Regions from separate parts of the Mus musculus genome. Here all the other regions are linked to region 2. A link is a loop called in an ENCODE intact Hi-C map of the cell type or tissue named here. Cell type or tissue: heart. All regions are shown on one strand. Region 1 holds the start of Gsg1l (GSG1-like). Region 2 overlaps D430042O09Rik (RIKEN cDNA D430042O09 gene). Region 3 overlaps Gsg1l (GSG1-like). Region 4 overlaps Gsg1l (GSG1-like). Region 5 overlaps D430042O09Rik (RIKEN cDNA D430042O09 gene).

What was found. Peaks named below come from ENCODE experiments on the same cell type or tissue, not always from the same donor. Only the 100,000 strongest peaks of a DNase experiment are listed, where the experiment ranks them.
Region 1: it touches region 2 in a loop (8-fold over the local background); 15 of 42 quality-filtered maps call a loop at or near these places.
Region 3: it touches region 2 in a loop (2.3-fold over the local background); 2 of 42 quality-filtered maps call a loop at or near these places.
Region 4: a loop joins it to region 2, with 2.0 times the contacts of the local background. A loop is called at or near these places in 2 of 42 quality-filtered maps.
Region 5: it touches region 2 in a loop (2.2-fold over the local background); 2 of 42 quality-filtered maps call a loop at or near these places.

The regions. Positions count from the first base shown.
Region 1 is chr7:126,081,769-126,086,768 of GRCm38, reverse strand. Gsg1l (GSG1-like) reads left to right here and starts at 4,358. Exons shown (of 7, transcript NM_001101488.1): 1 at 4,358-4,909. The coding sequence starts at 4,591. In heart, CTCF peaks have their summits at 2,997 (motif pointing right) and 4,300; no DNase peak of the experiment used is centred here; H3K4me3 peaks cover 1,334 bases; H3K27ac peaks cover 1,546 bases; H3K27me3 peaks cover 3,813 bases.
Region 2 is chr7:125,818,160-125,823,159 of GRCm38, reverse strand. D430042O09Rik (RIKEN cDNA D430042O09 gene) reads right to left here. Exons shown (of 28, transcript NM_001081022.2): 13 at 2,977-3,192. Among named protein-coding and RNA genes, the nearest start is that of D430042O09Rik, 110 kb to the right of the region's middle. In heart, a CTCF peak has its summit at 2,745 (motif pointing left); no DNase peak of the experiment used is centred here; H3K27ac peaks cover 1,872 bases.
Region 3 is chr7:125,929,917-125,934,916 of GRCm38, reverse strand. All of the region lies in intron 3 of Gsg1l (GSG1-like), which reads left to right. Among named protein-coding and RNA genes, the nearest start is that of Gm51456, 20 kb to the left of the region's middle. In heart, no CTCF peak of the experiment used is centred here; no DNase peak of the experiment used is centred here; H3K4me3 peaks cover 1,392 bases; H3K27ac peaks cover 3,064 bases.
Region 4 is chr7:126,019,617-126,024,616 of GRCm38, reverse strand. Gsg1l (GSG1-like) reads left to right here. Exons shown (of 7, transcript NM_001101488.1): 2 at 3,946-3,993. Among named protein-coding and RNA genes, the nearest start is that of Gsg1l, 60 kb to the left of the region's middle. In heart, no CTCF peak of the experiment used is centred here; no DNase peak of the experiment used is centred here; H3K27ac peaks cover 754 bases.
Region 5 is chr7:125,746,316-125,751,315 of GRCm38, reverse strand. The region is part of intron 2 of D430042O09Rik (RIKEN cDNA D430042O09 gene); the gene reads right to left. Among named protein-coding and RNA genes, the nearest start is that of D430042O09Rik, 41 kb to the right of the region's middle. In heart, CTCF peaks have their summits at 2,943 (motif pointing left) and 3,898 (motif pointing left); no DNase peak of the experiment used is centred here; H3K27ac peaks cover 1,180 bases.

The DNA of each region.
Region 1 (5,000 bases), 260 kb before region 2:
GGCCTGGATTTTACACTGGGCAGCGCAAACAACGGAGCGGAGGAGGAGTTCCAGCCCATCACTGTCTAATGAGGCCCGTTCCTTTCTCCCAGGAGACTCTGCCCTCTGGGAGGGAAGGCTTTAATTGTACAGAGCTCTGGGCCCCTCCCTCTTCTAAAAACCCTGCCCAAGTAGCATGGCCGTGCTGGTGTCTTGAGCAGGGGAATGAAGTAGGCTTTTGGCTTGGACACTGTGAGATTGTTTAAAAACTTCCCCAGTAATTGGCAACTGCCTAATCACTTGCTATAATTAGGAGAGCCTAGAGGCTTGGGGGCTCTGTTCTGCAGGGTTAGGAATGAGGAAGCTTAGAAGGAGGCGGCTTACAGCAGCTGACTCCAAGGAAGTGTGGAAATCCAAGTCCCCTGGGGATTATGCCCCTTCAAAGCGTGTTTGTATTTCCTGAAAAGTACCACTTTCATTTTTAATAGCAACTATTTTTTCTGGTAAATTTTTTTTTTATGTAAAACAAATGTACAATTCCCAGCTGTACAGCCAGTGAGGTTTCATGAGCTGAACACACAGCCTGTCCCAGCCACCGTCCCCTTCCGAGGGCAGTCATTGTCCTGCACTTGAACATGGGAGTCAGGGCTGGGACGGTAGCTCAGATGGGAAAGTGTTTGCCACACAAACGTGAGGGCCCAACATCAGCACCCACTTAAAAACCCAGCCGTGGCAGAGCAGACTTAGGATCTCAGGGCTCAGGAGGCAGAGATGGTCAGCCAGCCTAGCCTAAGCCAAAGCCCAAGGTCCTAGTGAGGGACCCTGTTTCAAAAACCAAGGTGGGCACTCCTAAGGAATGACACTGGAGGTTGACCTTTGAACCTTGGTGCCCCCCCCCCCCCGCCGAGAGAGAGAGAGAGAGAGAGAGAGAGAGAGAGAGAGAGAGAGAGAGAGTCTCACACTCAAAGGCACCTGTTGCCTGGCAAGCTCCCTAAGTGCTGGGAAGGTAGAGACCCTGTGGTCGCTCTGGCTTCTCTACAGGGGTGTCAACAAACTTCTGCCAGACGCAGTTGCAGGCCTAGTGCTGGAAGGTAAATTGATCTTGTAAGAGAAGCCGAGAACCTGCGTTTTTATGGCAAATCTTGGATTCTTGAATGTGGCCAATGAGGAAATGTTGGCGCATATGGTACTAACTTCATCCAAGCCAAACCAAACATGCTTCTGGCCGGATTTGAACCGCTAGCTGCCAGTGTAGGGGATCTGGAGGGCCCCAGGCCCATCAGAGAAACAGGTCTGAAGATAAACCTCACCGTTTAGATTAATTCACTAACACTGGGGGTCAGAGAGGGAGCGACAGCAGTTGCTAGGGCAGCAGGAGTGGAGGTCAATCGTAGGAAGGACACTCAGGATGAGGTGGCAAGGCCATTCCAGTGGGAACAGCTTGATGGATGTGCAGAGTCAGGGACCACAGAGGAGTTTGGTGTTGTCATGTGCTGTACCACAGAGCCGCAACCACAGTGAGATGTGAGCAGAGATGTGAGCAGAAGCCGGTGGTGTTCGCAGGGCAAGCCGAGGTGAGACGGGGCTGAACCTTCTGCAGCAGGTGCAGAGGTGGGCAGCTCAGGTGAGGGCTGGGGACAGGAGCCTATTGGCCGGCCTTGGCTGCGTCAGTAGGATGAAGTGAGTACCAAGGTCTTGGGTGCAAATTCCTAGTTCCTTAAACCATACCCAACCCTTGTCTGTTACCAAGGTCAATGTAGCTACGACTGTTAGTTCATTATGTAGCCCAGGATTCCCCGGAACGCATAATCCTCCTGCCTCAACTTCTGGGGTTACAGGGTGTGCCACCCTGCCTGGATGCAGCTCTGCCATTATTTGGTATGAAAATATCCATGGTATCCAAAGGGCTTTCTGATACATTGAGAGGGTTTTCAGGAAGGCATACCTGAAAGGTAGCTCCTCCTACTGGTCTCTACTATCAGCTCTGGTAGAACATTCAGCAAGCACAAAATCAATCCCAATTTGAATTTTTCTCTATGAGCCCCTGACCTTGCAGATGCCCCTGAAAACCTCCTTACATTCCGTGTTCCATTTTGCCTTAAACAAATCATGCTGGGTCTGCCTTTCAAATCACCCCAGGAGGGACTGGTTGCGGCTCTGTGGTACAGCACTTGCCTAGCAGACATGACCCTGGGTCCCATCCAACCCTGGGTTTCATTGCCTAGAGCAAGCAAGCAAACAGAAACAACCCAGAGCTTTCTTGGCCTTTGGATGATCCTGCCTGAACCCCTGGTGTCACTTACCTACCCCTAGCTGATCAGCAGCCATCTTTATTCACTTAGCAGCTGGAGTGGGTCTTCTCCAGATCATTGGACTCTGCCCAGACCCTCTGCAGGCCCCACATGACTCAGACCTCTGTGATCTGTCCTCTGCTGTTCCCTTGCTGTCCCTTGTTCAGGCTGTGCTCCCTCCCTCCAACCCCCAACCCGCCAGGGTGTCAGGTTTTTGCATTGGCCATTGGTTCCCCTGCTAGGAACTTTCTTTCCCTGGCAGAGAGCCTCCTGGTGTCTCCCGGCTTTGCTCCAATGCACCTTCCTATGACACCTTCCTCCAAGCTCCGCCCACATCTACCCCTCCCTGCCCTTCACCCCTGCACAGGCAGCCTGTGCTGGTCTTATTAATGTCACTCATGTTCTCTCTTCTTTCCTGAGCTGAGCATACAGTGGCTGCTCAGTGAGCAGGTGGTTGGGTACCCCTGACAGGATATCACAGCGGGTCTCTGCTTCCTCTGGGTGTTACTTAAGAAGAGTAGTCCCTGAGACTTTTCCTCTGGGCTCTCCTTGCTTTGAACTCCTCCCCGCTTCCCGCCCCAGAACAGGGTTCCCAGCTTGAAAGAAACGTGCCTTGCCACATGAATACTAACTGAGTCTCAAGGCCAAGGAAGTGTCACGTCAGTGCACACCCCAGGGCTGCATTTAAACGTGGACAGGCTCAGATGATACATATTGCATGCCTGTTGAGGGCAGCAGATTCCTTGTGGTCGTTCATTCACATTAACCAATACTCGAATGCACCATTGCAATCCAGAAGTTCTCCTGAAAATAGTTAGAAACTCCTTGTTTGGGGCCAGAAAGAAGCTCTGATAAGCAAGTGCAGGGCTCCCCTGGCTGTCCTCACACCAGCATTGCTTTAGTCTCTCCTGCCCCCAGGCAGAGTGGCAGCAGCTGGCAGTGAGTGGGGCTCACCCACAGGAGTAAGGCAATTCGTAATCTGTTAACCTTGAATTCTGCAAAGCCTGCCACTCGGCAAGCTGGGGGTGGCTGGAGTCATTCTTGGCTTGGGCAGAATTCAAATTAGCTCCTGCAATCAATGTGCAATTAATGGTTGCACACCCTGGGCATCCAGGCACTGTGCCCCATGCAGTGGGAAGAGTGAAGGGTGTAGCTTCATCTTAGAGCAGAGGTGGGGTTGGGGGTGCTCACAGATGAGCAATCCTAGTTTGAGAAAGAGATGCTAAAAAGGTCTGAGTTTCGTCAACTCCTTGGCCCAGATATTCCTAATAGTGTCAGCATTTACTGAGTGCCTACTGTGTGCCAGATGCCTTCCCCACCTCTGGCTCTGGAACACATTCTTTCCTTTTTATAGATACAGAAATCGAGGGTCAGAGAGAGCAAGTGTCTTGTTCAAAGTCACACAGCTGGTCGAGTCCTGGATTTAACTGACTGCAAAGTCAGGATGGTTAACCAACCCTGCCCGGCCAGTCTTAAGCATTCAGCATTCGCAGACCTGCAGGACACCACCTTTTGGCGACCACGACTTGCTGTTCTTTTTGTGGCCTCTTGAGTCATGTTCTGGGTCTCTGGTGTGGATAGCCTGGGTGGAGAAGCCCTGTTTGTCACATCCTATGCTCGCTTCCTTGTGCAGGCTGCCTCTTTGCAAGCTCTCTGCCCTCCTGTGTGGTGACAGAGAGCCTGTGGATAGGAATTGGTCTCAGATAGCAAGGGTGAGCAGGGACAAGCCTTTCAAACGCTGAGGCTCTGCATCCCCATCCCTTCCTAAGCTCCAGATGGGTCTTGCAGCCTTTGCAGAGGCCCCTGACAGTCTAAAGACCCACAGAAGCTGCCTTGTCACTTATCTGGCAGGGCTGTGTGGGTCTGGGTGAGAGGTCTTCTCCTGCCTTGAGTGAGGCTCCTTTGGGAGCGTCTTGCCTGGGATCTCTCACTTGTCCCTCTCCACTCCCGCGCGGATCTGTCCCCCGCCCGCGCCCAGCGTGGCGCGCCCCCTCTCCGCGCGCGGGCGGGCGCTGAACAGTGTCGCCGGCCGCCTGCAGGTGTCTCCCCACGGAGGGGCGCGCGTCCCTGCGCCGTGGCCGCTGCCAGGCGCCCGCGGCTGCTCGCCGAAGCGCACTCGCGCTCCGGGCTCCGGGCGCGCTGGTCGGCTCCACTCTGCGGCCCCAGTCGCCCCGCGTCCTCGTCGCCCCGCGTCCCCGCCGTGGGCCATGGGCCTGCGCCGCGAACACCGTCGCCGACCGCAGGCACCTGAGCCCCGGGGCGGGCGCTGACGCGGGCACCGCTGCCAACTTCGCGCGGAGCTGCGGGCGGCGCGGGCGGCATGAAGACGAGCCGCCGCGGCCGAGCGCTCCTGGCCGTGGCCTTGAACCTGCTGGCGCTGCTCTTCGCCACCACCGCCTTCCTCACCACGTACTGGTGCCAGGGCACGCAACGGGTGCCCAAGCCTGGCTGCGGCCAGGGCGGCGGCGCCAACTGCCCCAACTCGGGCGCCAACGCCACGGCCAACAGCACAGCCGCCCCCGTCGCCGCGAGCCCGGCCGGCGCGCCCTACAGCTGGGAGGCGGGCGACGAGCGCTTCCAGCTGCGCCGTTTCCACACTGGCATCTGGTACTCGTGTGAGGAAGAGCTCGGTGGCCCGGGTGAGTGCTGGCGCGGGGCTCCCCGGGGACGCGCGCCCGCTGGTCCCGGACCGGGGAGGTGGCGCGTCCCGGTCCCCCGCGCGCGCACCCT
Region 2 (5,000 bases):
GGATATGGTGTGGCCAAGGACAGACAAGAAGTGCCTATCAGTTAAATGGGGGAGGCAGATAAGCCCAGGAACAGGAGTGTGTGTTCTGGTGAGACAGGCTCTGAGGAGAATAAAAAACGACACCACAGTGACTGGGCAGGAGGGACAGGGTTCCCCACCCGGTAGGCAGGGAAGCCTTGCTGAGAAAGTGATACTTGGGCTGAAATCCAAACATAGATGATTTGAATCAGTGTGAGCAGAGATATGGGGCTGATGGAGGTGGGTACTGGAGAAGGAAGCAGGGGGCAGACTGGGTACTGTTGGCCCCATCCACACAGGGACAAAAGGCAACTGTTAATTGCTGTTATTTTTCTGTGAGAGTACTTCTAGGAAGGATTAGCTGAAGAGAAAGACTCTCCCCAAAGTGGGGTCCCAAGATACAATGAAATCTGAGGATCAGGCCATCCTGCCTGCTTCTCTCATTAGCTCACTATTGCTCTTGCTGATGAGTGCATATCCTGAAGCTGCCTCCATCCTTCACTGAGCACAGGTTCTGCAGTCTTCCAGCAGGACTGAAGAAGACCCCTGGCCCTCTAGGAATTCTTTAGGCACTCTGTATCCAACTGGGACTACTGTGGCAAACAGTTGCATGGACCAAGCAGCTACTGGGGTCTTAGCCTCTCTAGTACAGATGGCCACTGCTAGACCAGGCTGGCCTCTAACTTTGAAAGATTAGCCTGCCTCTGCCTCCTGAGTGCTGGGATTAAAAGCATGTGCCATCACATGCCTGGCTGCCCTCCCTTCCTCCAGTCTTTCCTCTTGCCCTTCCTTTCTGGTAGAGCTGTAGATAGAACATAGGACCCAGGTCATTCTAGATAAGAAATATACTACTACTAGGTGGTACCCAAGCCTTGGGGTGTTTGTTTGTTGTTTTTTCCTTTATTTTTGAGTGAGAGACAAGGTACTGCAAGAATAGCCTCAAATACCTGATCCTCCTGCCTCAGCCTCGTCTTGAATACAAATGCCTGCTACTATGCTGCCTGACTATAACAAATGTCCTTTAAAAATATATGCTCAAGTGGGACTGCAGAGATATTTGAGCGGTTAAGAGCACTGTTGCTCTTGCAGAAACCTGGGGTTGGTTCCTAGTGTCCACATGGTGGTTCAGGACACCTCTTACTCTAGTTCCACTGAATCTGGTGCAGGCACTGCACACACTTGGTACACATACAGGGAAAAGGCAAATACTCATACACATAAAATAAAAATAAATCTTAAAAATATGCTAAAGTGAGCCAAACTCAGTTTCTACTGCTGAAAATCTAAAGTTTTTAACGGATTAATTTACCTCCCATCTCCTATTTTAAGGAGAGCAGAAAGCAGACTCTCATAGATAGCAGGTAAGTCTTCTAAGATCATACAGAAGGAGCAACAGCTGAGGATTTTAAGAATAGCTGCTTCTTCTTTAACTGAGGGCCTGATGTGATCACCCCGTCCATGTTTACATGGCCCTTCCAGCACTGACTAGGTATGCAGTATCATGCTCCCCTGATAGACAAGAAATCAAGTCAAAGCTAAGGGAGTCATCTGTGGGCAGAGGCTGTGAGCTGGCTTTGGACCTCAGTCTGTCTGCATCTCCAGTCTGTAGTTAGGGACATTAAGATCTTAGAAGAAGCACTCAGAGCTGTACCTGGCCCCAGGTAAGGCCCGAGTGTGAAGCAGCTCTTTTCATTTTCAGTACTTTAAGGAAACAATATTAATTGGGGGGGGGGTCTAGTTAGGTTTCTGTGGCTTTGATACAACACTGATCAAAGCCCACTTGGGGAAGGAAAGGGTATATATATATATATATATATATATATATATATATGAATGATATACAAGACCTGATCATCCATCTCAGTGCAGGAGCTCTGGAGCAGAGGCCTTCAGTGTGTTCTCCAGGGCCTCCTCAGCCTGCTTTCTTACACTGCTTAGGACTACTTGCCCAAGGGAGGGTCCAGCCCATCCACACCAATCACTAAGCAAGATACACACAGACTTGCCTAGAGGCCAAACTGAAGGAGGCATTTTTCTCAATTGAGGTTCCTCTTCCCAAGCTTGTGTCAAGTTGAAAAACAGCCAACCAGCGCAGGAGAATACATCATCCGGTTGTGACATGGCTTTAGGTACAGAAGAGCACCTGTGACCTGTCCCCTCCCCTGCTCTGCTCTGCTCTCCGGTTCACAGGCTCTTCCAAGGTAATCTGGAGTGGAGCCTGACACAGCACAGGAGGCCATGTAGCTAGATGTGCTGCTAGCTTGACAGTGATGTGAAGAAGCAAGCATCGTGGTTTGTACCTATGACACCAGAACTAGGGACTCAGAGGGAGGAGGACTGGACTGTTAGTTCACAGTTATTCTAGGCTCTACAGTGAGCTCATGGACAGCCCAGGCAATATAGCAAGAGCTTGTCTTAAAAACAAGCAAACAAACAAAACCCACAAAAATTAGCCAAAAGATGGAAACAAGGGAAAATACCTTTGCTTATAAAAATAACCTCTATTGACTATCTAAAGGAAAATATATTCAAAGTGTGCTGGGTATGGAGCCATGGTTCAAGAAGAAGCCCCCTGAGGCGCTGTGAGCACAGTGTGTAGACCAGGCTGCAGTTTGTGAACTTGGTCCCACAAGCTTCCTCTGTGTGACCCTGGCCACTTGCATGCCCATCTCCAATTTAGTTTCTTTATCTATAAAACAATGACACTGGCCTTAGTGACACCTAGTGGCCTATGTTTAGTAGTCACAGCAGGATATAGAGCAGCTATTTAGGCAAGACCTCAGGAAGAAACACACTGGTGTCTCAGAGGGTACCATTCCTAAAGGCCTCCTCACTTGGCTCCAGAGAAAAACGGGTTGATGACAGCATTCCTCCCCAAGCCAAAACTACACCCTCATTGGTGCAGAGAACACACACCAAAATACACGGCAGAACCAAGCCCAGTAACCCATCACTTACCACTAAGTCCCTGTTGACAAGGCACCCCAGTTCGCCTGGCAACACTGCATTCCGGATGTCCACATCATGAGGTGAGACATAAAGCTTTATGTTGTTCAGATCAAAGAACTGGACTTCTGTGAGACCCACCCATGATGCATTGCCCCAGTTAGACAGGATTTCCATAGTCACATAGATGGCATCTTCGATCTCATCTACTCTTGCTTTCCACTTTTCCTGAAGAGAAAATACCAAAGGGTAGCAAGCCTGAATTTAGTGTTTCTACCCACCAGGGCCTTCATCCAGCATCCAGCCTCATGATGCCTCAGTCCCCACCATGGCTCTGCAGAGAACCAGAGCACTTGCCCACTGTGGCTCTTGTGAGGCTAGCAAGAGCTCCTATTTGTAGTGTCTAAAACAGTGGAGTGCACTGGAGAGATGGCTCAGTGGGTAAAGATAGTTGCTGCCAATATGACAACCCAAGTTTGATACCCAAACCTATGGTAGAAAAGGAGAACTGACCTGCAAGATGTTCTCTAACTTACACACACACACACACACACACACACACACACACACACACACACAGTAAATAAAACATAAGTATTTAAAATTATAAGTAAAACATAGGGATTGGGTTGGGTGTGGCTCAGGATAAAGCACTTGCCTAGAATACATAATGCCCTGAGTTCTAGCCCTCATACAGAAAAATAAACAAGGATATATACAATAACTGCGCCACCAATACTTACTAAGTATCCCACTATGAGGCCTTCAAATGAAAAAAAGATATTGTAAAAGACTGCATTCTGCCTGAACATACACTTCTTGCCCTTCTGCAGTATTCATGGCCCAAGGGCATGCTGTAATATCTGAAGATGGCAGGTGGCCTGGGTTCCCCCAAACCCCACTGCTGAAACCCTAATGGCCAGGTCCCAAGGTATGACTGTTTGCAGTCAGGGCCTTTAAGAGGTGATTAAAACAAATGAGGCTGCTGGGGAGGGCCCCCTTCTCATCTGTCTGGGGGCCTTATAAAAGGAGGAAATCTGAAGCCCCAGGAACACACACAGGAAAGACTGAGTATGTAAGCCCACTGAGGAAGCCGCCACTTGCAAGGCAAGGAGTAATCAGCCAGGCAATACCTTGACCTTGGACTTGCCATCTTTGCAGCTATGAGAAAGATCAGTCTGCTGCTTAAGCTGCCAGCGTATGCACCGAGTGTAGTATGACAGCATGTACCAAAGTCCCCCTGACTTGGCCAGTCACTTGACATTCCCAGCCTGGCGGGGGAAAGCAGGATGCGACTACCTATGTAAGGTACCAGTCTGGGGGTTAAGCAAGACCCCAACACACACACACACACACACACACACACAGCCCCATGTGTGCTCAGGCCGAAATGGGCTCAATTCCTGGCTCTCCTTGACTGATTTTTAAAGCCTCCCTCCTTCCTGGTGAGGCTGTCTGGTCTGGCAGTGTGCGTGAATGCCATCAATAAAGAGCAACTCTGTGCTATGGCTTCCTAGAGGCCCTCAGGGCCCAACTGTAGCACTGGTCACCACGGATCAGCCACTCATGAAATGGTGCGTTTCCCTGCGCGCATGGGCCCTCTGTTAATTAGCATCGGTATCTGCAACGGTTCTGTGAGCAGGGAGCTGAGTAAATGAACAGCAACTGTTCCCCACTTATTTTTTTAATTAATAGCCAGTGAGACATGTGAGCACTCCCAGCATGGGCTTGGACAAGCTGATTGCCACACAAGGAGAATGGGAATGGAGATGGGGGTGGTGATGTAAGAACAGGTCAGCTTGGAGCTCCTGGCAGGAGAATAGCGTCAGGTTGGATTACCTGAACTGTAAAATCCCAGCGCTCCCTTGTCCTTCTCAGCGTGAAGGCCCTGGCCAGGTCCTTGGCTGCCCTGGGCCTGAGTCCCAGGCTTGCAGAACTGACCAGCTTGACTCTGGTGTTGGTAGGCTCCTGAGCCTGAGCTTGGTGGAGTATTATGTGGCCAAGTAAGTTTGCTGGTTCAAGGGGAGCAAGGAAGC
Region 3 (5,000 bases), 110 kb before region 2:
GGCTGCAGCCTATGGACCGGAGATGCTTTTAGAACTGCACACTGTTCGAGAGCCCCCGGGAGTGATTCTGAGGCCATGGTTCTTGAGATAAGGACCAGAGGTCATTTCCCCTGGAGGCACCTGGTATCCATGGCTTTGGCCAGTGAGTTCCTGGGATAGACATGCAAGAATAGACAGGATCCGGGAGGTCCTGACTAGAGAATGTGTGTCTGAGGGGTTGACTGTGGGAGGGGTGGAATGGAGGTACCTGAAGGGAAGCCAGGCCTTTCGGAAACCCTGACTCTACCAATGCTACATTCTCTTGGCCCCCATCCTTTTCTCCCCTGCTCTCTGGCACTCCCTCCCCACACCTCCTCCTCTCCTGCCTCCTAGTCATCTCTTCCCCTCCCCCATTGCCTCCTTTGCTCCACCTCCTCCTCTCTGTGCCCCTCTTTCTTCTCCTTGCTCCTCCCCCTCTTTTCCTTAGCCCCATCCTCCTCTCTCCTCTCTCTCCTCCTCTCATTCATCATCTTTCTCCTCCCTTGTCTTAGTTTCTCTTCTCTTCCCTCTCCCCCTTTCCTTCTGTTTCCTCCCCCCCCACTCCGCAATCCCTCTACCTCCTTTTACCTGGTGGAGGAGAAAGCTGTTTGATTATGTATTCTGCCTGTCCTGTTTCCTTGGTGCAGGCCTTTGAAATCCCCAAAGCCACAATTTGCCTCTTGTTTTCTGCCTCTCCTGCAGCTGAGCCCCGAGGCCATGAATGTTTTATATCTAGCTGCCCAGTGAGGAGGGCATGGGCTACCAGGAGATACTGGATGAGAGACATATTTGTTAATATTAAAAATCACCCCCTACATATTTACCCTGAGTCACCGAGACCCCCAGGACCCCTGTGGACCTCACCCGCACAGCCTGAGCTCCTCCATAGCCTCAGGCTGGATGGGGGTCGGTGGAGTGCACAGGCTGCCGGGAGCCCAGGAAACCCACTGCGTGACATTGGAAGGTCCCTGTTAAATGCCACCTCCGATTTGGGCCACTTCACTTTAAAAGGCAGGATCCACACAAGAGCAGTGCTAATGACTCAAGTGGTCTGAGATTAGACCTGTGGAGAAGGGCAGAGAGAGCCGACAGTCTCTGCTGAGCGGGCTGGGTGGAGGGCGTCCCACTAATTGCCACACTCTGGAGAAGATGCCAGCCAGCTCGAGCCCTCATCCTCAGAGGGCAGAGCGAGAAATTAGCTCAAATTGGAGCTGGAAAGATTTAGGTTATATGTAAGAAGGAACTTTCTCAACTCTGAAATATGCTACCAAGAGAGGCTGCGGGTTCTCCACAGAGAGGCTAAAAATAGCTCATTCTTTAAAAATAGGTCTGGGCGGCTTTAAACACTGCCAGCACAGGCATGGGGATGGTCTGCAGGGCCGTCTCTCTGGCCCTCTGCCCCTCTGCCCCAGACATTGGTCCCTATGGGGATGGCATCTGGGTATCTCAGATTTGTGCAGAGCAGCCTTTTCTACAACCCTGCTGAACCACCCCAGCTCCCAGGGCTCTAACAGGGAAGGCTACTCGCTCTGGCCAGTTGCTCCTCATTTACTTCTGGTTGCTCTGACCCTCCCTGTTGCTGTACCCCACTTCTGAGACTTGCCAGGGCAGTCTGGTCCACCTCCTGCTTCTCAGTTCCCAAAGGGACTGACCACCTCCCCAGAGAGGACAGCAGCCCTCCCCGCTGGCTTCCAGCCTGCTTTTTCTTCTAATCCCTTCCCCACTAGGCAGTCAGAGGAGACTTCTAAGAAGCACATCTGGACTTGGGGTGCAGCTCAGTGGTAGAGTGTGGGGTCATGCATGAAGCTCTGGGTTCCACCACTACCCAAACAAACAAGCCAAGTATATCTTGCAGCAGGAACATGATTCCCCATGCTTTCCTCACAGGATCTCAGAATCAAGTCCAAACCCCCGATGGCTTCGAACTTTCCATGAAGGATCCTATTTTCCCCTCCAGCATCTCTCACTCCTGGCATGCCCTACCCAAGCCCCATCTCAGCTCCACTTTGCCTGGAAGCTGCAACCTAGCCTCTCCCCTGCTCCTTTCAGACCCTCAGCTTGGATGGTACCCACTGTAGGGGCTTCTCACTCTACAACCCTGGACCTCCTGTTTTGACTGCCTTGACACAGACGTCCCCATCCCATTTTGAGGCAAGCCCATACATCCACCCGTAGTCCATGCCTCCTGCTCGGAGAGGCCTGGTGCTTCCAGCCCCAAGGACTCTGAAGCATACTTACTTGGAGTATAGAGGAATAGCAAGATGCACACTGCTCATTGGGGTGGGTCGTGCCTGTAACTGAGGCCATCCTGGGCTAGAGAGTGAGAGTCTGTGTTGAAAAAGCCAAGGAGTGGGGGGTGAAGGGGGGCACTGCCATGTGAGTTTGCCTTATGAAGCATCTTTTACAAACAAACAAACAAACAAACAAACAAACCAGGCATGGCAGTCTGAGATCCTAGCACTTTAGAGGCAGAGGATGGACAGAGGATCAGGAGTTGGAGGGCAGCCTTGGCTACTGGAGAGGCACTAGAGGGAGAGGGAGGGTAGGAAAGTGAAAGGGAGACAGGAAGGAAAAGGGTGAGACTACTGAGCAGTCTCCCTACAGTGTCCTGCCCCTCTGTCCACAGCTGACCAGGACAGACTGGGCTGAGCTCAGGGCAGACCATAGAGGAGGAGACATTGGTCACAGGCTTTTTCTCCAGGCTGACCCTGAGCTGTAGGAGCCATTTAGAACAGAGGGGACAATTAACAAATCAATTTGGTTGTATGACAAAGGGGAAACTGAGGCTGGGAGTGAACCCAGCTGTACACTGGGGAGTCAGTGTCCCTTGGCCATGAAATACAGATGGAAGTTTCAGGTTAGTCACAGCGATGGTAAATTGGTAAAGTCCTACTGTGTTCCTCCAACAGTACCCCATAGAACCCCTGTGTGTGCTTGGTGCTGGTACTCATTAGTCCAGCCAGGGAAGGGTGGAGGGGAGAAGTTACCGAGACCAAGATCAACACACACACAAACACACACACACACACAGAGACACACACACACACACACACACACACATAGTGGAGTCCCTATGCACTCCACTTTCCCCATCCCCCTCCTCCAGCTCTGCTCCCCACCCCCCTCGTCAGCTGCGTTATTACATTACTCCATAAGCACGTGATTTGAACATTTTAATTTCATCTGTAGCCTCTCAGCTTTCTCATCTCAAGATGACCTGCCTGGCAATGCACTCGAGGCTGCCCATGAATAAAGTTAATTTCCCATTTAAAAAAAAAAAGGAAAGGAAAAGAAAAGAAAGGTAAGGAAAAGTCTAGCAGCCAGCAGGCAGACAGTACAGGTTCAGTGACAGGCTGCGTGTCCCGCCAGGTTCCCCAGCAGGGCTTGCCATTGCCCCCGTCCTGCCCTCTTGAATCTGCTTCCAGCTCCAGTGCGTCCCTAAATGCTCTTCTTGGTTCTCAGGTTCCTGGGATTGCTAGCAGCTCTAGATCACCTCCCAATGTATGCAAGAATATTTATTTAGACACGAATGCTCCCCAAGTGTTCTCTGTAATAACCGAGACTTTAATAACATCTTTAATAACAAACCTTATTATAAGCTAATTAATCAGCTACCTCTACGACCGTGCCATTAAACGGAGCATGGCAATCATGCAAGATACTCAGCCCTGCAAAGAGAGCTGAGCCAAAGTAGCCAAGGCCTGGAAACTAGGTCGCTGCCACTGCCCCAAGACCTCACCCTGTGCAGGGGCAGTCTCAAGATCAGAGGGTGTGACCTCAGAATGGGTCACCTGGGTTCAGATCTGCTAGGTCTCGGGGATGACTAGGGAGCGGCCCTTTCCCTCCCCTCCCCCACAATGGGACAAAACAGGATTTGGGAAATGCCGTGTGCCAAATCCTGAGTGGTCAGGTCCACCATTCTCTCCACTTGCATCTCCTAGCCTCGCTTATCTGGGCTGGCTTTAACTCATGAGCACAGGACCCAAAGAATTTGCTGGAAAACCCTGTATGCTTTCAGTTTGTCTGCACTTTTCTACATCTGGAAAGACTACTTCACATCTCCTCCATCCTCCAGCCTCCGATGCCCCATTTGCCTGCCTAGCCTCACTCATGGCTAGTGACCTTAACTCACCCTTGCTCTGTGGTGAAGAGAATGGGAGCTTGTCATGGAGGTCAGAGCCTGTTGTTATCTGAGGAAGACCTTTACAAGATCTGGTCTGTTCATGTTTCCTCATGGGAGGAGGAAGATCCTGAGAGCCTCACCTGAGGTCCCAGCCACTTTCTTGCCATCCACTTACATAAAGCCTGGCCTGATTACACAGGGCCTGAGGGGAGGGGGGAAGAGTTAAAGTGGGTGGGGATGGGTGGAAGGTTGACAGGGAAACAGAGGTCATCTTGCAGCATCAGAAGGTCATTGTCCACGCTGTCTGAGCTTCTCATTGGTGCAAGAGTCACCCACACTCCTGAAAGTAACCCAGACTTGGGTGGAAACCATTTCTTATGTCGGTCAATGCCCTCTGAATGGGCAACTAGAAACCATCTCCCCAGGAAAGCACACAACACCATTCAACTCAAATCTTACTCAAGTTCCCGTTCCCCTGTACCCTTTGGGTAGAGCATCTCAGTTGCCAGCTAGCTACTGGATTCTAAGACCCTCTCTCATCTGTTTTGACACTTTCTGTTTGGCTTCTAGGATTGGCCTTGAGTTTTCGTGCACCAGATGCACACACCCCACCCTACTGCTATTACCTGATCATCTAAGTAGGAGGTAGACCAGAAGCTCCATCTCCCACTTTGACCTCTACCCTTTTGCACAGTCCCTCCCCTGCCTGCTACTCTGAGACCCTGAGCCTGGAGCTTCCTCCATCATTTCCAATTCAATTATTCTCAATCCATGCCCTCCGAGAACCCATCCCCACACAATACTCCAGTGGGAGCCTGTCATGGCCACCTGTGGTCTCTGGTTGGCCAGTCCATGGGTA
Region 4 (5,000 bases), 200 kb before region 2:
TCAAAACAAGTTCTAAACCCAGAATTTCTAGTTTCAAAACATGCTACAAAGCTACATAGACAATATGGGGCTGTAATAATGGCAGTCTCATAGAGAAGCTGCATACAAACGGGGGGGGGGGGCGGTGAGGTGAAGCCTGAACTGACACTGTGAAAGAGAGGACCCAGTGTTGAGAAGCCATCTTCAGGAGGGGTACAGGTATGGCTGGGAACCCGTATGCCCAAGCAGACCCCTTCATACACAGACATGAGGTCAATCCTAGCTCAGTGTGAAAGGTACAAGAGACTGAAGAGGTGAATCACCATGAGACAAGTTAGGCAAGCCTTCTTAGGTATCATCTCAAACCACGCAGGATGAATATGCAATAAGTGGGTCTTCATTATAGTGTGAGCTCTTTATTACATCATATGCTTCTATCATGTATGTATCTATCATATATCTATCACTTATCTATACCTATCACCTATTGGTCTGCCATCCATATATCAGCTATGTATGTGTCATCTATCTTTCTATACCTAGAATCTGCTTCTTTATATCTATTTAGGTATCTCTCAGTAGTTCAGATAACTTCAAGTTGGGAAATTTTAGATTTTACCACTGTGGGTGGGAGGAAGGATGGCCCAGCTGCTTAGGAGGTCATGACCCACATTTTTATTCCCAGAGAATGCCCCAGAGAAACAAGAACGTGTCTGAAAAAACTTGTCCATGAACACTGGCAAATGTCCTCAGAAGGGACACACATCTGAATACCACGAACAGAGAGTGGATTGCTGAAGTGCAGCACCAGCGCTATCTGCCGTATCTTCAGGGCATGTGGTCCAAGACACAGTGGAGCTGGGACCCTCCCACAGAGCATGGCCACATGTGAGCCAGTCTCCCTCCTGGCCCTGAAGCACTGCCCACAGTCCGTGAGCTATCTGTCCCTCCACATCTTCTGCACCTTTAATCTTACACTTGGGGCTCTCGTTGAGTAACATGAGGGTCACCCAGATACAATCATTGTGACACCATGATGCTCATCAGATAGCAAAGAGGCTACAGAGGAACAGACAAGAGACACTGTAGATGTGTGACTTCATCACTCAAAGGGATGAGGTGTGGGGTGAGTTTTTTATTTGTAGAATTTTCCATTTATTACTTTGAGACTGTGGCTGACCACATGTCACTGAAGCTGCAGAAAGCAAAATAAAGAGATGTGATTCTTTATACTGAAAAAAAAAAAAAAACCAAACAAAAAAAATCATTGGAGTGGTGATATACTGTATACTGCAGACATCTTAGAGCCATGATACTGAAAGAGAGAGAGAGAGAGAGAGAGAGAGAGAGAGAGAGAGAGAGAGAGAGAGAGAGAGAGAGAAGCCAGTCACAGAAGGCCACAACTGGAGGCAGAAAATAGACTTGTCATAGCCTAGGGATGGGAGGGGTGGAGAAGGGGGTGGGCTTCTCATAGGTACAGGGTTTCTTTTTGGGACAATGAAAATGTATAAACTCAATCATGGGGATTGTTGCCGAGACTTGTGACAGTACTGGGGTACATGGGAAAATGTTAACTTGCCTTAAAACAGTGAATCCCGGGCCACATGAATTATACCTTCAGCAAACATTGTTTAAAGGGAAGAGACAGCAAACCCCTGGTGTGTAATCCTTAAATATGTCCTGGAACTGGAACCAGAGCTGGTGCTGGGAGCCTGCCCTCTTCAGAACCAGGGGAGAACCAAGGGCCACCACATTCTCATAGGCCATGCAGATGTTTTAATTTCTTTTAAAATCAGGAAAAAAGGTTAAACTCTGAAATGGGTAAAGTGCTTGATGCTTAACACACTCATCTTTATACCAATAAGGTTGTAAAATACAACATTTTCAGACTGTGCTGGCTAGTTTCATGTCAACTGGATACAAGCTAGAGTCATCTGAGAGGAGGGAACTTCAATTGAGAAAGTGCCTCCATAAGACTGTGCTGTAGATAAGCCTACGTTTTCTTGATTAGTGATTGTATTAGGGTTTTATTGATGTGAAGAGACCCCATGACCACAGCAACTCTTATATTTAACTGGGGCTGGCTTACAGTTCAGAGGTTTAGTCCATTATCATCATAACGGGAAGCATGGTGGTGTGCAGGCAGACATGGGGCTGGAGAGGGATCTGAGAGCTCTATATCTGGATCCTCAGGCAGCAGGAAAGGACAATTAGCCACTAGGCCTGGCTTGAGCTTCTGAAACCTCAAAGCTCACCTCCCAGTGACATACCTCCTCCAACAAGGCCACATTTCCTAATAGTGTCACTCCCTGTGGGCCTTTGGGGGACATTCGTATTTAAACCACTACAGTGTTTAATGTTGGAGCATCCAGCCCATCGTAATTGGTGCCACCCCTGAGCTGATGGTCCTAGGTTCTATAAGCAGGCTGAGAAAGCCAAGGGCAGCAAGCCAGTAAGCAGCACACCTCCGTGGCTTTACACCAGCTCCTGCCTCCAGGTTCCCGCCCTGCTTGAGTTCCTGCTCTGACAGCTTTTGATGGTGGAATATGATATGGAAGGGCAAATGTGATAAACCCTTTCCTCCCCAGGCTGTTTTTGGTCATGGTGTTAATCATAGCAGTATTAATCCTAACTAGGATGTATAACTAGGAGGGAGCATCCTAGTTAGGGTCTCACTGTGCAGCTTGGGCTGTCTTCAGAGTCATGATCTTCCTACCTCAGCCTCCTGCTGGGACTACAGGCATCTGTCACTATAGCTGGGTGACATGATTTCCGTCCTTAGTTTTCTTTTCTATGTAGGAAGGAGGTCATGAAACAAACAAAGAACCTGGGATCTAATCTGTATGCTGCAGGTCTGGCCTGAGTTTGAACATCCCACTTACCTCCCTACAGCTTTGGGGGAAATATATCATTAAAGAAAGTTTAAAACAATTTACTCAAAATCTAACAAAAAAATTCAATTTTCCTTCTCGAGGGGCAGTGTCATTGAACTTGAGCCCAGGTCCTTATGCCTGCTTGTTGCTCTGCCACCAGGCCAGCCCTTTCTTCTTATCGCTCCCTTCCAGAATGTTCTTGCTTGTCAACACATCTCTCTTTATAATGTTGATGATAATCTCAGCAGCGCTGTTTGGCTGTTTGACCCAGGCTTGTGGCTCAGCATCTCAGAGCCTCGTGGTCTTCATCTGTAAAGGGAGCTAAGGGTCGAGCCTCCCAGTGCAAAGCACAGGGGTGAAAGCAAGCCTGCCTGAGCCACGGCCATGGTGTCTACCTGCCTGTGTGTGGCCTGATGCATTGGGGGCAGGAGTGACACAAATTAGAGAAGAGAGAAATTTCTGGAAGGACGTTCAAGACCCAATGTGACCAGGCCTTGCCTTCCTTATCCCCTCTGCCACCACTGCATTCCTGGCCTTGTCATTGTCATGTGGCTTCCAGGAAGCTCAGGAGCTAGAAGAACTTCAGGGAACATTGTCTGAGGACTATGGAGGCTCCAGACAGACGAGAGTGACGGAGTCAGAAAGGGTGTGGAGAGCCTGGACAGGCCAGTGTCTCCCTGGGTCCACTTTTTTTTAAAATGAGATATCAAAGGTGTGTGTGTGTGTGTGTGTGTGTGTGTGTGTGTGTGCATACACACTTGTGCTTCACATGATCAGTGTGTGCGCTTCATGTGGTCAGCATACAGAAAGGACAGAAGAGAATAGGAGGCACAGCCTGGTAGGGGTGGAGGTTAGAAGGAAAGGCAGGACAGAAGGCAGAGGAGCTCAGGCCTCTGACTTGGCCAGGGATGGGAGCTGGTCCCCCCCGACCCCAAGCTCCTGGCATAAAACAGGGCTGCTTGGAATCACAGCTAAGGAAGATGCCTTGTGGGTCAGGTTGGGGGCAGTGTTACTTCTGGGTCTCTTGGAGGGGGACAGGCAAACTGGGAAGTTGTGTTTTCTCACTCTGAAACCTTTTTTTTTCTTTCCCCAGGTGAGAAATGTCGCAGCTTCATTGACCTGGCTCCAGCGTCAGAGAAAGGTAAGTAGTTAGCTCTGCCCTCCCTGGGGACCTGCCCTACCCTGGTGGCTTGTCAGAGCCTGGGGTTTCTCTCTTGTACCTATGAGGCTTCCTGTCACATAGCACTGTCTGTCTCTGGGTGCAGAGGACAAAGTGAGGAGGCCAGTGGAGGAAGAGTGCCTTGGCTGGGTCATGGTCCTACCTCATAGACCTGTCATTACCTTAGAAAGTTCCAGCAAGCCACCTTGGGGAGACTGAGGGACAAGGGACAAGAAACTCAGTGCCCTTCTGTAGGCAGGAAGGAGCGAGTGTCCAGCTGCAGGGAGAGACTGTTTCCTCTGCCTCTTCAGGTTCCCTGGAGACATTTCCTGTTTGTGCACATGTCTGATCCTGAGGCACTTGGTTGAGCCAGCAGGATCTGTGTCTGTCTTCAACCAGAGATTAGTAGGAATCGCTGTGGCAAGCCAGCATCTCTCACAGACGGGAATGGTGGTTGCCAGGGGCTTGGATACTAATTGTCAGGGTCCAGCGTTGTCAGCCAAGACCGCTATCGACCTCCTGATGAAGGGTCTGTCCCTCTGCACTGATGATGGGGAAACATCCCAGAGAGATTATATCACCCAAATTTCAGAGCTGGGCTTTTAAGACAGGACCTTGAGTCCAGTGTAGGCTTGCCTGAGCAGGATTCTATGTGCACGTTTCCTTAGCATGGTGGGTGAGTTCTGCAGATACATTCAGTGTGAGCATGTAGGCACCAGAACACCCATGTGTACTGGTGGTTGTGCCCCGGGGCACACCGGCAATGGTGTTTCCATGTGGTGCCCTCTATAAGTAGCATGTGTCTGTGTACAGTGTGGGCAGGTTGGCTGTTCTCTTCTAGAGGGCTCAAACCTCCCTTGCTTTCTTTATGGGGACTGAGGGCCCCCAAGAGTGAACGTCATCTATTTTACTGGTGGTGCAGTTTGACTTTTAGGGCTTGGTGGCCGCGCCGAGGACCGTCAGATGGCATATATCAAAATGTTTATGAG
Region 5 (5,000 bases), 72 kb after region 2:
AACAAAGGGTGTCATTATGAAATTAGAAGAAACTTTAGAAACTGGTAGAACTCTCTGGTTTCCTGAGCTGCCTCAAGAGGTTCCTTGCGTCTCTGGGGCTGAGTCTGGCACCTCCCTGCAGGCAGGAAAGTACAGGAGAGACCTCAACACTGGGAGAGATCCTTGTAGCATCCCAACTCTGGGAGGAGTTATTCCACCCAGCCTTCTTTTTTGATGTTTGTAGCAGTTCTTGAGATGGTTATTATCGCCCTACTTAAGAGACAAGGAAATTCATGCTGTGCCTATTCCCAGACACCAGCAACTCCATTGCAATTTACATAACCATTTTGAAATATTAAAGTGACCACTAATAGATTATGGTATTGAATGAAGGAAACATTTGGTGGCATTCTTAGAAGAAATACATACTTCAAAGAGATCTAAGTGTGTGCCAGGATGCCCTCAGACCCTTTCTGGAATGTATCTGTTCTTACCCACCAAGAGGCAGATGCCACATAGACCAAGGCCATCCAGACAGCTCACTTCTCCCAGCCCCTGCTTCTCAAATGCTAGTCCCCTGGGGATTGTGATGGCAGGAAGGTTTGATTCAGGAATGGCTAGGAAGCCCTGTATTAATTTCTAACCAGTCTGTGAGCCATACTTGAATAAGCAAGACTCTCCACTAGCTCAGCTTTCCCTCAGTCCTGGCCTGTGAGTCTGCCTCTGAGCCTGGGTCTTGGAGTCCAGGCCTGGCTCCAAATCACAATGCTGCCTCCAGACATGAGGTTGTTAGGTTCTGATGTGATCTGTCCCTTCCAAAACTCTGGCTGAGATTTGCTTCCCACCGCAATGGTGTTGAGGAGGGAGAAGGGGGGAAGTGTGTAGTCCACAAGAGTTGCACCTAGCGAAGGGATTAGTACCGCTCCAACAATGGGCTAGTAATCACGGGAGTGAATGAGTTCTTGTGAGACTGGATCACTTTTGAGAAACTAGACTGTTACAGGACCAGGAGGCCCCTCTGCTTGTCCCTGCGTCCACATGCTTGCTTGCTCATCTTTCCACTTTCCACAATGTTATGGTGTCCCTTGCCTGAAGTTGCTGTCATGCCCTGGACTTCCGAGCCTCTAGAACCCAGAGCCACATAAGCTTCTTTCTTTCTAAGCCATCCAGTCTCAGGTGCTCTGTTACAGAAACAAAAGGCAGACATCTTAATGCACATTCCACATTCCACTTCCTTATTTCGGAAGTGAAGGGATAAACACCTAAGCCAGCAACAAAGGGATGAAAAGTCTAAAAAGGGTCAAGTTCATCCTCTGTTTCCCACCAACATTTGCTGGGTACTTGCTATGGGTGTGTGTGTGGGGGCACCCTTACATACACACTAGGGGTTTAGATCTCTTATTGTGTCTGTGTGCACAATGAATGTGTATAGCACACATGCCACAGCACATGAATGGAGTCTAGAGGACAACTAAACAGAGCTGATTCTCTCCATCCATTTTTTTTTTTTTAATGTGGGTTTAGAGGGTTGAACTCCAGGCTTGTGAGGCAAAGCTTTTAACCTACTGAGCCATTTTGCCCCATAACCAAGACTTAATGGAAGCCAGCCCTGTAGATACACCGATGACTTGCCATGATGGCTGCATTGCACAGGTACCATTTACAGTATGTACCATGTGAACCATGTGAATTGTACCCTTTGCCACTGTGCCACAGGAGCATTGCACTGTAACCATTCAATAGGCACACACCAATCAGATCCCTGCGGGGGCTTCTGGAAACATCCCCATAAGTGATGTGCAAAGGGTTCTTCTGGGAAGAGTGTACAACCTGCACTGGCCCAAAGGTACCTGGGGCCCAAAAGGGAGACACATAATCATTATAAAATGTATAAATGCAGCAGCAAAGGGGACCAGAAGTGCCTCAGAGGATGTGGCCAGGCCTTGGGTCTTAGAGGATTTTCACAGCCCCACTCCTCTCACATACTCTCTAAGCCACCAGCTCCAGGCTCAAAATATAACACACAGTAAGGTGCCCTCTACCCAGGGGGATAAGTTCCTACCTACCGGTGGACGCCTGAAACCAGAGCAGTACCAGATCTAATTTTTACAGAACTTCAAGTATTCTGTCTCCTAGCCTCATTGGCGGAGTTACCACTCTATCACTTTGGGTAGCTTTTATTTTTATTAATAAGACAGCACATGGCACCCTTCTCTTCTTCCTCCCCCCCCCCTTTTTTTTTGCAGGGTGGGATCTTGCTCTAGCCCAGAATGACCTGGAACTTGCTCTGGGACTCAGACTGGCCCTGATCCTTTTACCTCTGCCTCTGACAGCTGGCATTCCAGGCCTGGGCCACCGTGCCCAGCTACGCTCCTTTCTTTATTCAAGCCAGTTTGGACTGTGTAACTATTAACTGGTAGAGTTCTAGAGATCTAGACAGTATGGCAGAAGAGCTAATGGTCTCCCAAAGTCTGCGCCATGGTGAAGGAAGGGTTCTGATGAGCATTCAGTAGAGGATTAAGCAACACTTTAATGAAGATTTTTGGTTTGGATTGCTTTGCTTTTGGTTTTTGATGATGCTAGTAACCAAGCGTAGGGCCTCACATACTAGGCAAGTACACTAGTACTAAGATGCACCCTGAAGCTTGTGATCAAATGCTCTCAATGTTCATATGCCCACAATAAGGATGACTACATGTGCCTTACAGTAAAACTCTACCTCACAACCCACCCAGGTCCAACATCTCTGTGTCGCTGGAGATTCTGTCATGTCCTAGTGTTGAGTGCTGACTCCTCCGTGCATATCAGCTGAATGTCAAAACTCTAAGCCTGTTTCAACCACATTTGCTAACCCATCTGATGGACACTTTCCCTCAAAACTCCTCTATACCCAATATGCCTGTGCTGCAAACAGAAGCAGAACAATGAAGACCTAAAGCAGCAGCTGAGACTGCCCCCTAGAGGTAGTATGAAACAAAACAACAAAATGCAAACGGATTTTCCTGCCCTGGGGCAGATGGATACAAAGACTCCCCAAGGCAACTAAATAAAGGGAGACCTTGGGGTAGTGTTTGATATCTCAGGCTACCATTCCCTCCTGGCTATGCACCACAACTACCTGATAACCAGATCTGGAGATTTCATATGTGGCTTCAGGGTTTATAGTCCCCATGCAGACCTGGAATCCAGGCTGGAATCCCCTGGACTCGATGCCTCAGGATACTGTATTTTTATGGGAAAAAAAAAAAAAAAAGAATTCCTCCCTGTAGCCACCTGAAGAATCCTTTTCAACCCACATCTGATAGAAAAAAATTACATTTATTTCTTTTTATTCTCAGAAAAATTCTCTTGTAAAATTATCCTATGGATTATAAATTACTTTCAAGTCTGGTGAAGACAGAGAATTTTAAAACCTTCAGTGAGTTTAATTTAAAAGGAAACTTCTATCAGAGCTGTAAGTGGAAAATATAAGCACCCCCCCCCCCCATAAACAGCAGGCAACCACAGGTGTAAATACAGACTTGCTTAAACAGGACTGTACCTGAGGACCCTCTAGGCAGGACTCCCTCCCTCCCACCTCACACACACATACCCATGCAGGGTGGGGTAACTCCCATTAACAAACCCATGCATCCTTCACTGTTCTTCAAGCACCTACGTTGGTCTGGTGTGCATCTAAGGTATTGGGACGGAACAACAGCAGTTGGAGCTCACAGTTCAGGGGAAGGAAGCAGTGAGCAGGTGCGCTGGCCAGCGGGGGTGCTGTTTCTGCCAGTGGTTCAAGAAGGCCTTCGTGGAAGCTGGAGAGGTGGCTCTGTGGCAGTATAGTCTCTTCCAGAGTACTTAAGATCAACTCTCAGCACCCATATTAGGCAGTTCACAACCACCGGCGAATCCAATGCCCTCTTCTGGTCTCTAAGGGCATTGCACTTGTGTGGATAACCCCTCACACAGACATATACTGTAAAATAATTAAAAAAAATATTTCTTGAAAATGAAGAGCTCTTTAAGTGAGATGACCTATAAACCATAGAGTTGACCTTGAAGGTATGTGGACCAGGTAGTGGGAGGCAGCAGGTGGCCAGATCAGACAAAGCCAGACTCAGGCCTCCAGGCAGCTCACAAGGAAGCCCATGGCTTAGGCTGAGGTGGCCAAGAAGCTGTTAGAGGGTTTGACAGACTTGACCTGCTGGTACCCAGTCCTGAGTTGATAAGGACCTGCAGTTGAGGTTAAAGCTCCCAGCAGTGCTTGCAGGGAGGGGACTCAGGCATGCACTGTACATAGACTTCGACTGCCAAGTAAGGATACTATGTTTGTATCCCTGCCCTTCATTATTGTGAGAATGACTGAGAGAAACTTTTATAGTTCACCTGCTGCAGCTTTGCAGTCCTGCTGGAATGATCCCTGGACCTGATGGGAAAAAGATGAGCAAGGTGGCAATGTCCCTCTCTAGCCTCCAATCTTAGTCTCCACCTGCCTATTTACACCCCAACCCTTTCCCAGATAAGGGGCTCTATCAGAAAACAATTCTAGTCACTCCTAGCCCAGCAGACATGGCTGCTTGAGCTGGTGTCACCCTGGAGCCACCACCAGGCCTCAAAAGCAGGGAGAAATGGGCGAGGGGTTCCTATTAACCCTACCACTGTTCCCTGTGCTTTTCCTATAGCCAGGCATCAGGCTACAGAGTGGAGGTAGAGATAAATGTCAGCAGTGTGCTGTCAGCACTCTCCATAGGCTTCGTTTCCATCTTCCCACTAAATCCCATGAGCCATATATCCTTCTGGCTATTTTTTCAGGGAAGTCTAGTCTCCAAACTGCTGCCCTTGCTGCCACCTCTACCTTGAATCCCTCTGCAGGGGGTGTGAGCTTGCTTGACCAAGAAATTCTTCTAGGCTGTTCCCTATGACCCCAGTCTTATGCCAACCCCTTCCTTCCAGTCTGGTGAGTCTCACTGTAAATATCTGTTCATTGCCTGTGGTCTTACCTAATGGATGCTCAACCCCAAAGGCAGAGACAGTAC